2 separate regions of the Homo sapiens genome follow, and region 2 is linked to region 1. A link is a loop called in an ENCODE intact Hi-C map of the cell type or tissue named here. Cell type or tissue: PC-9. All regions are shown on one strand. Links, peaks and the distances in the headings refer to the core of each region. The heading gives the core; the rest is flanking DNA. Region 1 overlaps CFAP77 (cilia and flagella associated protein 77). Region 2 has its middle 30 kb from the start of RAPGEF1.

Region 1 (4,388 bases), core at 98-4,097:
GGGATGCCTGATGTCTCATCACGGCAGTATTATCTCTCTGGGACCTCTGACAGCAGGAAGAGCCAATGGTTCATTACTCGAGCCTGCCCCCGCCTCCTCAGTGCTGGGGCCCCGTCAATCAAGCAGGCCAAGTTGGACTCCTCCCCCAGGACTGACTTTGGAAGGTCAACCCACTCTGGAAAAAGCCTTCCAGGCCAGCGGGTAGACTGCTGAACACAGGCTGCTGAGCTTCTCAGCCGAATTCCTGGACACTTCCTCACTCGGTCTTTCCGTGTGTTCTTTGGATTCTCTCTGAAAATTTTATGCTGATCTATTTTAAATTAAAAATGCTATTTGTCATCCTCCTTTTGTGTCTCCATTTGAAAACCAGTGAGCAAATCAGCCTTAGAGACATCAAATGAGGGTGCTGCCACATAGAGACCTCTCAAGGTAAGCTAACCTCCAAAACATTCCAGCCACACCTTTTTTGAGGGAGGCAAATTTTCAAGTTTTAAATATCATTTCTAATCTAAGGGTTTTTTTTGTTTGTTTGCTTGTTTGTTTTTGAGACAGAGTCTCACTCTGTTGCCAGGCTGGAGTGCAGGGGCGCAATCTCAACTCACTGCAACCTCTGCCTCCTGGGTTCAAGCGATTCTCCTGCCTCAGCCTCCCGAGTTGCTGGGACTACAGGTGCGCACCACCACACCCAGCTAATTTTTGTATTTTTAGTAGAGATGGGGTTTCACCATGTTGGCCAGGATGGTCTTGATCTCTTGACCTCATGATCTGCCCCCCTCGGCTTCCCAAAGTGCTGGGATTACAGGCATGAGCCACCGCGCCCAGCCAAGGATTTCTTTCTTTTTTTTTTTTTTTTTAAACAGAGTCTTGCTCTGCCGCCCAGGCTGGAGTGCAGTGGTGCAATCTCGGCTCACTGCAAGCTCCACCTCCTGGGTTCACACCATTCTCCTGCCTCAGCCTCCTGAGTAGCTGGGACTACAGGTGCCCGCCACAACGCCCGGCTAATTTTTAAAAAATATTTTTAGCAGAGACGGGGTTTCACCATGTTAGCCAGGATGGTCTCGATCTCCTGACCTTGTGATCCACCCACCTCAGCCTCCCGAAGTGCTGGGATTACAGGCGCATGCCACCATGCCCAGCTAATTTTTGTATTTTTAGTAGAGATGGGGTTTCACCGTGTTGGGCAGGCTGGTCTCAAACTCCTGACTTCAGGTGATCCACCCGCCTCAGCCTCCCAAAGTGCTTGAATAACAGGCATGAGCCACCACGCCCAGCCCCCAGACTCATTTATCCAACTGCCCACTCAGCATCTCCCCTTGGGTGTCTGGCATTCATTGTTAACCACCATAGCCAAGGCAGACACTTGACTTTTTTTCTGCCAAACTTACTTCTCCCTCCGTCTTTCCCATCTCATAAGTAAGACCACCATCTACCCAGCTGTGGAAGCCAAAAGTCTTCAATACTCATTTTCCTTCATCCCTCCAATCTCCCAAGCAGGCAGAGTCTGAGTGGGCTGGCCCTGAGCAGGCGGTAGCACGCCATACCGCAAAAGAGTGCGAAGCACAGCTCTGCCCAGCAATTTCTGTGTGATCTTGAGCAACAGTCCTATCCTCTCTATGCCTCATCTCAGAGACAGGACCCCACGCATCACAGACTGTGTCTTCAAGCTAAATCAGGTGACCATTACATTAAAGAATGTGCATGACATGATTAGTACAGCAACTGGCACTTTTAAGCAATAGATTAATATGAATTATTATTTTTTTCTTATCACTGACTCACACTGCAGAGGCATCAACCAGAGCCCTGTGAGTGACTGAGGGACTGGGCAGGCCAGGACGCTCACGAGGACGGAGGGCTTTCATCCAGATACATCCAGAAGCTGAAGGATATTTTGAATCGAGCCCACTCTTTCGCTCTGAAATCCCCTACGGAAAGGGGAGGGGGCACATCAGGAGGCAGAAGAGTTTCCTGAAGAACCCAAAATTGGCCCCACTGTGGCAACAGAGATGCCCTCCCAGGCCTGCTTTTCCCCAGGACCTGGGCCGAGGCAGGCAGGACAGGCTCAGCTAGGAAATCTCTTTTGTTTCTCCAATCACTCCTTGCCCCATTTGCTGTGGGACCCGCTAGGGCTGTGGCAGATGCCCTGGAAGCATCACTCTGGGTGCTCTCTGGAGTCCTCCGGGTGCTCCCAGCCCAGGCCGGAAGCAGTGCTCACTGGAGAGACCCTCAGCTCCTTGTCCTACAGTGCCACCTGCTGGCGAGTCTGAGTCAGAGGCGGCGGAGATTCCCGGCCCTTCCCTCTCTCCTGGCGTCCTTCCCCCACCAAGCCTGGTTCTTCCCGCCTCATTGATTATCTGTGACTGCACAAAGCCCCGAGTCTGATTCTGGCCTGATTCTACTTTCTTGGGTATCCTGTCACCTCGGCCAAACCCCTGTCCTCACCTGAGCTGACCCTGGCTGGGGCAACTACCTGCCCTTTATGACCTGGATAGAGTCCCCACAGCGTCCAGCCTGGAAGGGCCTTGGGGATCATCTTGTTCGTCTCCCTCCACTGCCATTTCCTCAACTTCATAGGTGGAAAGTGGACGTGAAAGGAATCCTGAGTCCACTCACGAAGCCAGGGCAGTGAACTCTCCCAGGCCAGTGACGTCCACGACACGTTCCAGAGCCTGCCCCCCAAAACCCCTTCCCAATGAAAGATGGATGGAAATGGGGATAGCCTAGCTTTCCATCCCAAGTCCTCCCAGTCACGCACCAACAAATGCCGGGTGAGCGTGAGTGTCGTTGGAGGTATGACTTTGTGCCTCCGTTTTGGCTAATTTCCTCACTGGTTGGCAGTTAGGAACATTCTACCTCCTGGTTGACCTTCTTGGCAACACCTCATAGGAGGTTTAACCAAAGAGGTCCACAGGCACTGTTTCCACAGGCCTAGGGAGGCAGCTGGTCTGGGCCCTCACCTGGCCTGCTTGAAATTCTCTGAAGTCCCCTCCAAGGTAAGAGGGAGGCAGCACCACACTTATGTGCACCTGGCAAGGTGGACGGGGCAAGTGCAGGACTGGGTGCCAGAGCGTGGAGATGGAGCCGTTGGGAAGAGGACTCATGAAGATGGACAGGCTTAAGGACACCTGGAGACGAGGCTGAGTCTTCACCCACCACCATTTCTTGAGAAGAAAGGGCAGGCTGAGATACCGATTGCACAAAATCTTAACTGAAGAGGCTCCCACTCCTTGGATCTGTCTCCCTTGCATTTTTTTTTTTCTGATTTGTTCTTGAACTCTGGTTCTGGTGCTGTTGAGGTTCAGCTCTTGACTTCTATGGTGGCTGCCACTGGGCAGGAGGGAAGTGATCTACTTCCCAGCAAGGGACTGCAGACAGGGCCAGGAGGTCCCCCTTGGAACATCCAGGAGAAGATAAAGGGTGGTAGAGCTACTTAGCATCCATACAGTGGCAGGACAGACTTCCCGGATGAAAGGTCCAGCTCTCCTCCCACACTGACCCCCACTGGCTTCAGTCCATGGCCAGATTTTTAGAGCCCAAACTTCATTAATTCTGTCTCTCTCTCTAAGATATAACCATATAATTAATTAACAATTTCCTTGGTCAGAAGAGAGAAGGTGGTTCTGGAGTCTCACTGTTGTGGAGGAATGGTAGCCATGAGCTACCATAAGGCCAGCCATGTCTGCTGCCTGCCTAGCAGGGGGCTCCTGGAAGCACTGCTCATAGGCCACAGACCCAATTCTAGTCCCCAGGGAGGTCCCTGGATCCACACAGAGTTGGTTTGGCTTTTAATTCATCTATCCCAGTGCCCCAACTAAACCACAGATTTAGAAGTCCAGGGAAGGCACGTCTCTGCAGCAAGCTGATCCCAGCCTAGGTGCTGAGGTGTGCCCCCAATGGCAGCCAGACAGGTCTGTGTCTCCAACCAAGCACCTTCGCTTGCATTTATCCGTATGAACCCAATCATTCTTTTTGCTGTACTCATTTTTACTTGGGAAACCCTTTGATGCTTAAAATCATCACTAAGGAAAAATAAAACTAGGTTGGCTTTTTATGCAGGTTCCTAGAATTGAATGCAGGTAACTTATAAACTTGAATGTACAATGGGAGATTATCTATGAAGGGGATTTAGATCCATGGGCACCAATGCATTCTGTGGGCTCCATTCAAGTGGATCAGCTCTGTCCCACTCTCCATGACTCACCAGTATCTGGCATGATGCACAGGATGGAGGGTATGCTAGGAAGGAAGGGAGGAAGGAAGGAAGGAGGGAAGGGGAGGGGAGGGATGGAGAGAGGAAGGGAAGGAAGAAGGAAAGAATGGAGGGAGAAAAAAAGGAAGGGAGGGAAGAAGGAAAGAAGAAACAGGGAGGGAGTGAGTGGGGAGGGAAA
Region 2 (4,388 bases), core at 144-4,143, 810 kb before region 1:
TTGCTCAGGCTAGAGTGCAGTGGTGCGATCTCAGCCCACTTCAACTTCCACCTCCCGGGTTCAAGCGATTCTCCTGCCTCAGCCTCCTGAGTAGCTGGTGCTACAGGCGCATGCCACCATGTCTGGCTAATTTTTTTTTTTCGTATTTTTAGTAGAGATGGGGTTTCACCATGTTAGCCAGGATGGTCTCGATCTCCTGACCTCATGATCCACCCACCTCGGCCTCCCAAAATGCTGGGATTACAGGTGTGAGCCACCACGCCTGGCCTGGAGAATTTCGTTACATAAAATTCTAGTAATGCAAACTAAACTACAGTGATGAGAAGTGGCTCTGTGGTTGCCTGGGGACACTGGGGGCTAGAGGTTAGTACCTCCAGGGTACCACAGGGCGTGAGGAAATTTGGGGGGAAAATGGGTATTGTATTAGTTTACTAGGTCTACCATAACAAAGGACCACAGACTAGGGGGCTCAAATAACACAAATTCATCTTCTCACGGTTCTGGAGGCCAGAAGTCCGAGACGTCGACAGGATGGGTTCCCTTCGAGGGTAGTGAGGGAAGGCTCTGTCCAGGCCTCTCCCGGCTGGTAGACAGCTGTCCTCCCCTCGTCTTCCCTCTGTGTGTCTGCGTCCACATCTTCTCTTATTTTTTATTTTTATTTATTTATTTATTTATTTATTTTGAGACGGATTTTCTCTCTTGTTGCCCAGGCTAGAGTGCAATGGTGTGATCTCGGCTCACTGCAACCTCTGCCTCCTGGGTTCAAGTGATTCTCCTGCCTCATCCTCCCAAGTAGCTGGGATTACACGCACCTGCCACCACGTGTGATCTCGGCTCACTGCAACCTCTGCCTCCTGGGTTCAAGTGATTCTCCTGCCTCATCCTCCCAAGTAACTGGGATTACAGGCACCTGCCACCATGCCCAGCTAATTGTTTTGTATTTTTAATAGAGGCGGGGTTTCACCATGTTGGCCAGGATGGTCTCGAACTCCTGACCTCAGGTGATCCACCCGCCTCGGCCTCCCAGAGTGCTGGAATTACAGTGGTGAGCCACCGCACCCAGCCAAATCTTCTCTTCTTATGAGGATAGCAGTTCTCATTGGACTAGGCCCACCCAATTACCTCATTTAAAATGAATTAGCTCTGTAAAGAACCTGTCTCTAAATACACTCATATTCTGAGGTACTGGGGGTCAGGGCCTCAACAAATAAATGTTCAGAAGATCTCATTTCACTGCCTAACAGGCGTATTCACTATCTTGACCCTAGTGATGGTTTGACGGGTGTCTACATATGTCCCAAAGTATCAAATAGTGCACTTTAAACATGTGATGTTAATTACGCCTCAAAAAAGCTGTTAGGAATACAAGTCAATGAACATATCACCCATGCGGCAATGCTCCCTATGAAGGGAGAGGGCTTCCAGCACTGGAGAGGGCTGGTGGGAGGCTCCATCTTTCTCAGATGGGGAAGAGGCAGAGCATTGCCTGAAAGGGAACGGCAGGAGGGAAGGCCTCAAGGTGGGAGCCACGGGGCTCATTCAAGAATGGAAGGAAACCCAGAGAAGTCACATGGACAGGAGCAGTGGGGTCTTCTGGGGAGGTCAGAACTGGAGATAGACATTGGAGATTCATTTTCCATTCATAGTTTCTTTTCTTTTCTTTTTTTTTTTTTTTTGAGACAGAGTCTCACTCTGTCACCCGGGTTGGAGTGCAGTGGCATGATCACAGCTCACTGCAACCTCTGCCTCCTGGGTTCAAGTGATTCTCGTGCTTCAGCCTCCCGAGTTGCTGGGACTACAGGGGCATGCTACCACATCTGGCTAATTTTTGTATTTTTTTTTTTTTTTTTTTTAGTAGCGACAGGGTTTCATCATGTTGGCCAGACTGGTCTCGAACTCCTAACCTCAAGTGAGCTGCCTGCCTCAGCCTCCCAAACTGCTGGGATTAAAGGCAGCCCAGCCTGTTTCATATTTTGAATGATGAGAAGCACTTCCTAGGGAAGAGGGAGCAGCCTGAGGGCATCCTGGGCAGGGGTGGAGGTTTCCCAAAATGCCAGGGGAATTAGGTAATTCGTTCAGATACCACAAATACCTTAAGGGTTCTTACTCTTACTCCCATTTTGGCTAGAAGAACAAGAATAAGAAGAACTTTTCAAAACACCCATTTCCATAAATATATTTAAAGGCACACATAGACAAACCCAAAGAGAAGAAATATAGAGCTTATTAGAGGTGATGGTGACTTTAAAGAAAAACTCACCACTGCTTGTAGCAGGACTGGCAAAACGTTTCATCTTGCATTTGAACTCTGGCTCATTCACTTCTTCAACAAGTGTTTACGAAACACCTACTGTGGACCCAGCCACCATTCTAGGCTATGAATGAAATGGACAAAGTCGCTGACTGTGTGAGCTTCTTGGCTAGCTGGTCTGGAAGACAGGTTGAGACTGGCTGCCAGGAGGGCCCCCTTTAGCCAGGACTATCTTTATGGCTGTCGTCACAGTGTGATCACTAACAGCACCCTTTTCCTTGTTGAGACTCTGGCTTCAAGGTTGGTGGCAAGGCAGTTTTCCCATCCCTTTTAGCCCAGAAGAATGCTATAAAATGCAGTGCCCTCTTCAGAGCCTGGAAAGTCTAAAAATCTTATTACCTTAAATCCCTGTGATCAGTCACCAGATTTAGATTGTTCTATATTTAAGTGTTAATTTTGTTGATTGTATCCTTTAGACCCAAACTTGAAGAGGTCTGTCTCAGGGGAAAAAAATCCAATCAATTATAAATTGAAAACATTATTTTGAGGATAATGTCACGGGGAAGGAATTATGAACTGCATGTGGGAGATTGACCAAAATAGTCAGGGAGAAGATGTAAGGCATGTTTTTGATTTGTAGTATCTTTTTAAAAATTAACATTTGTTGCTTTTAAAAAATGGATCACCTGCTCTGTGCCAGACCCTGTGCTAGGTACTGGAGCATCACATTTAATTCTCTTAAAAGTCATCTGTGTTATGTATTTTTTATCAAAGGGGAGCCCATCAGGCTTGGAGGAAGAAGTGAGTGAGTGAGAATTTGAATCTGGTTTGCCAGGCTCAAAAGCGTGATCTTTTCCATGCACAACACAACCTCTTGAGCCTCGTGGGAAAGACTATATTTCCCAGGGAATATCTCACCTGCCCCCAAAACTTCAAGCCAGCAAGTCATCAATGATCGCCCCCTCTCAGGCACCGAGGACTTCTAGCCTCATTATTTCATCACCTACTAGCCCCTACTTGATAATAATAACCCCTAATGCCTGAGATGGAGCCTCCTTGCTCGCCAAGGTAACTCCTTTATGATGTGGAACTTCATTCATTCAGGCATTGGATGCCAGACGTATAGGGGTGCACAAGACAGATGTGGGCCCCAACCCCAGGGAGCCTATATCCCAGTGGGAGGGACAGATAGTTAAATGGAGAATCCCCTGTGAGGGCTGCTGGGATGCAGAAAGCACAGGTGCTGCAGGGCACGCAGCAAGAGCGGGAGTGCTTCCTGGAGGAGGTGACATTAAGACTGAGACCTAGAAGCTGGGGAAGACTTAGCTGGGGAAAGAGGAGCTGGGGGAGTATTCCACAGCATGTGCGCAAGCCTGGAGGAGTGAGAGAGCATGGAAGCTTCCAGAAGCAGACGGAAATTCAGGGAGGCTAGAATGTAGAGTGCAAGTGAGAGGGTAACAGGAAACAAGGCTGGAGGTGTTACTTTAAGAGTAATCGCTTGCCGGGCATGGCTCACGCCTGTAATCCCAGCACTTTGCGGGGCCAAGGCGGGTGGATCACTTGAGGTTAGGAGTTTGAGACCAGCCTGGACAACATGGTGAAATCCCGTCTCTACCAAAAAATACAAAAATCAGCCGGCCGTGGTGGTGCGTGTCTGTAGTCCCAGCTACTTGGGAGGCTGAGATAGGAGAATCGCTTGAACCTGGGAGACGGAGGTTATAGTGAGCCGAGATTGCAACAACTGCACTCCAGCTTGGAAGACAGAGTGAGACCCTATCTCAAAAAAAAAAAAAAAAAAAAAAAAGGACTCACGGATGATGGATCAGTGGGCCCTTCCAGTGAGTCAAGTACACTCATCATCTCATTGCTTCTTCCTGTCTGCCTATGAGGGAGTACTTTTATTATCCCCACTTTAGGGATATGATAACTGAGACCATGAGGTGGAGTAGCCTGCCTGAGGATTTAACCCAGGTGCGCTTGGCTCCAGAGCTGGCAGTCTCCACTTGGCCCTGTGGCAGGCCCTGGCTTCATCCTGAGGCACTGTACAGCAGATGTGCAGCCATGAGGCCGGCATGCCCAGCCTGCAGACCCCTGGCCCATGCCTGTTCTGTTCCTCCCACTTGGCTTGTGCTGAAGC

What was found. A loop is a pair of places that touch in the nucleus more often than their neighbours do. Peaks named below come from ENCODE experiments on the same cell type or tissue, not always from the same donor. Only the 100,000 strongest peaks of a DNase experiment are listed, where the experiment ranks them.
Region 2: it touches region 1 in a loop (11-fold over the local background); 8 of 110 quality-filtered maps call a loop at or near these places.

What each region holds. Positions count from the first base shown.
Region 1 is chr9:132,572,976-132,577,363 of GRCh38, forward strand. CFAP77 (cilia and flagella associated protein 77) reads left to right here. Exons shown (of 6, transcript NM_001282957.2): 6 at 1-344. Among named protein-coding and RNA genes, the nearest start is that of BARHL1, 7.4 kb to the right of the region's middle. RefSeq lists a silencer at 2,265-2,334. In PC-9, for the core only: CTCF peaks have their summits at 2,216 (motif pointing left) and 2,424; a DNase peak (open chromatin) is centred at 2,226; H3K27me3 peaks cover 2,998 bases.
Region 2 is chr9:131,767,529-131,771,916 of GRCh38, forward strand. No RefSeq gene overlaps it. Among named protein-coding and RNA genes, the nearest start is that of RAPGEF1, 30 kb to the left of the region's middle. In PC-9, for the core only: no CTCF peak of the experiment used is centred there; a DNase peak (open chromatin) is centred at 2,033; H3K27me3 peaks cover 2,783 bases.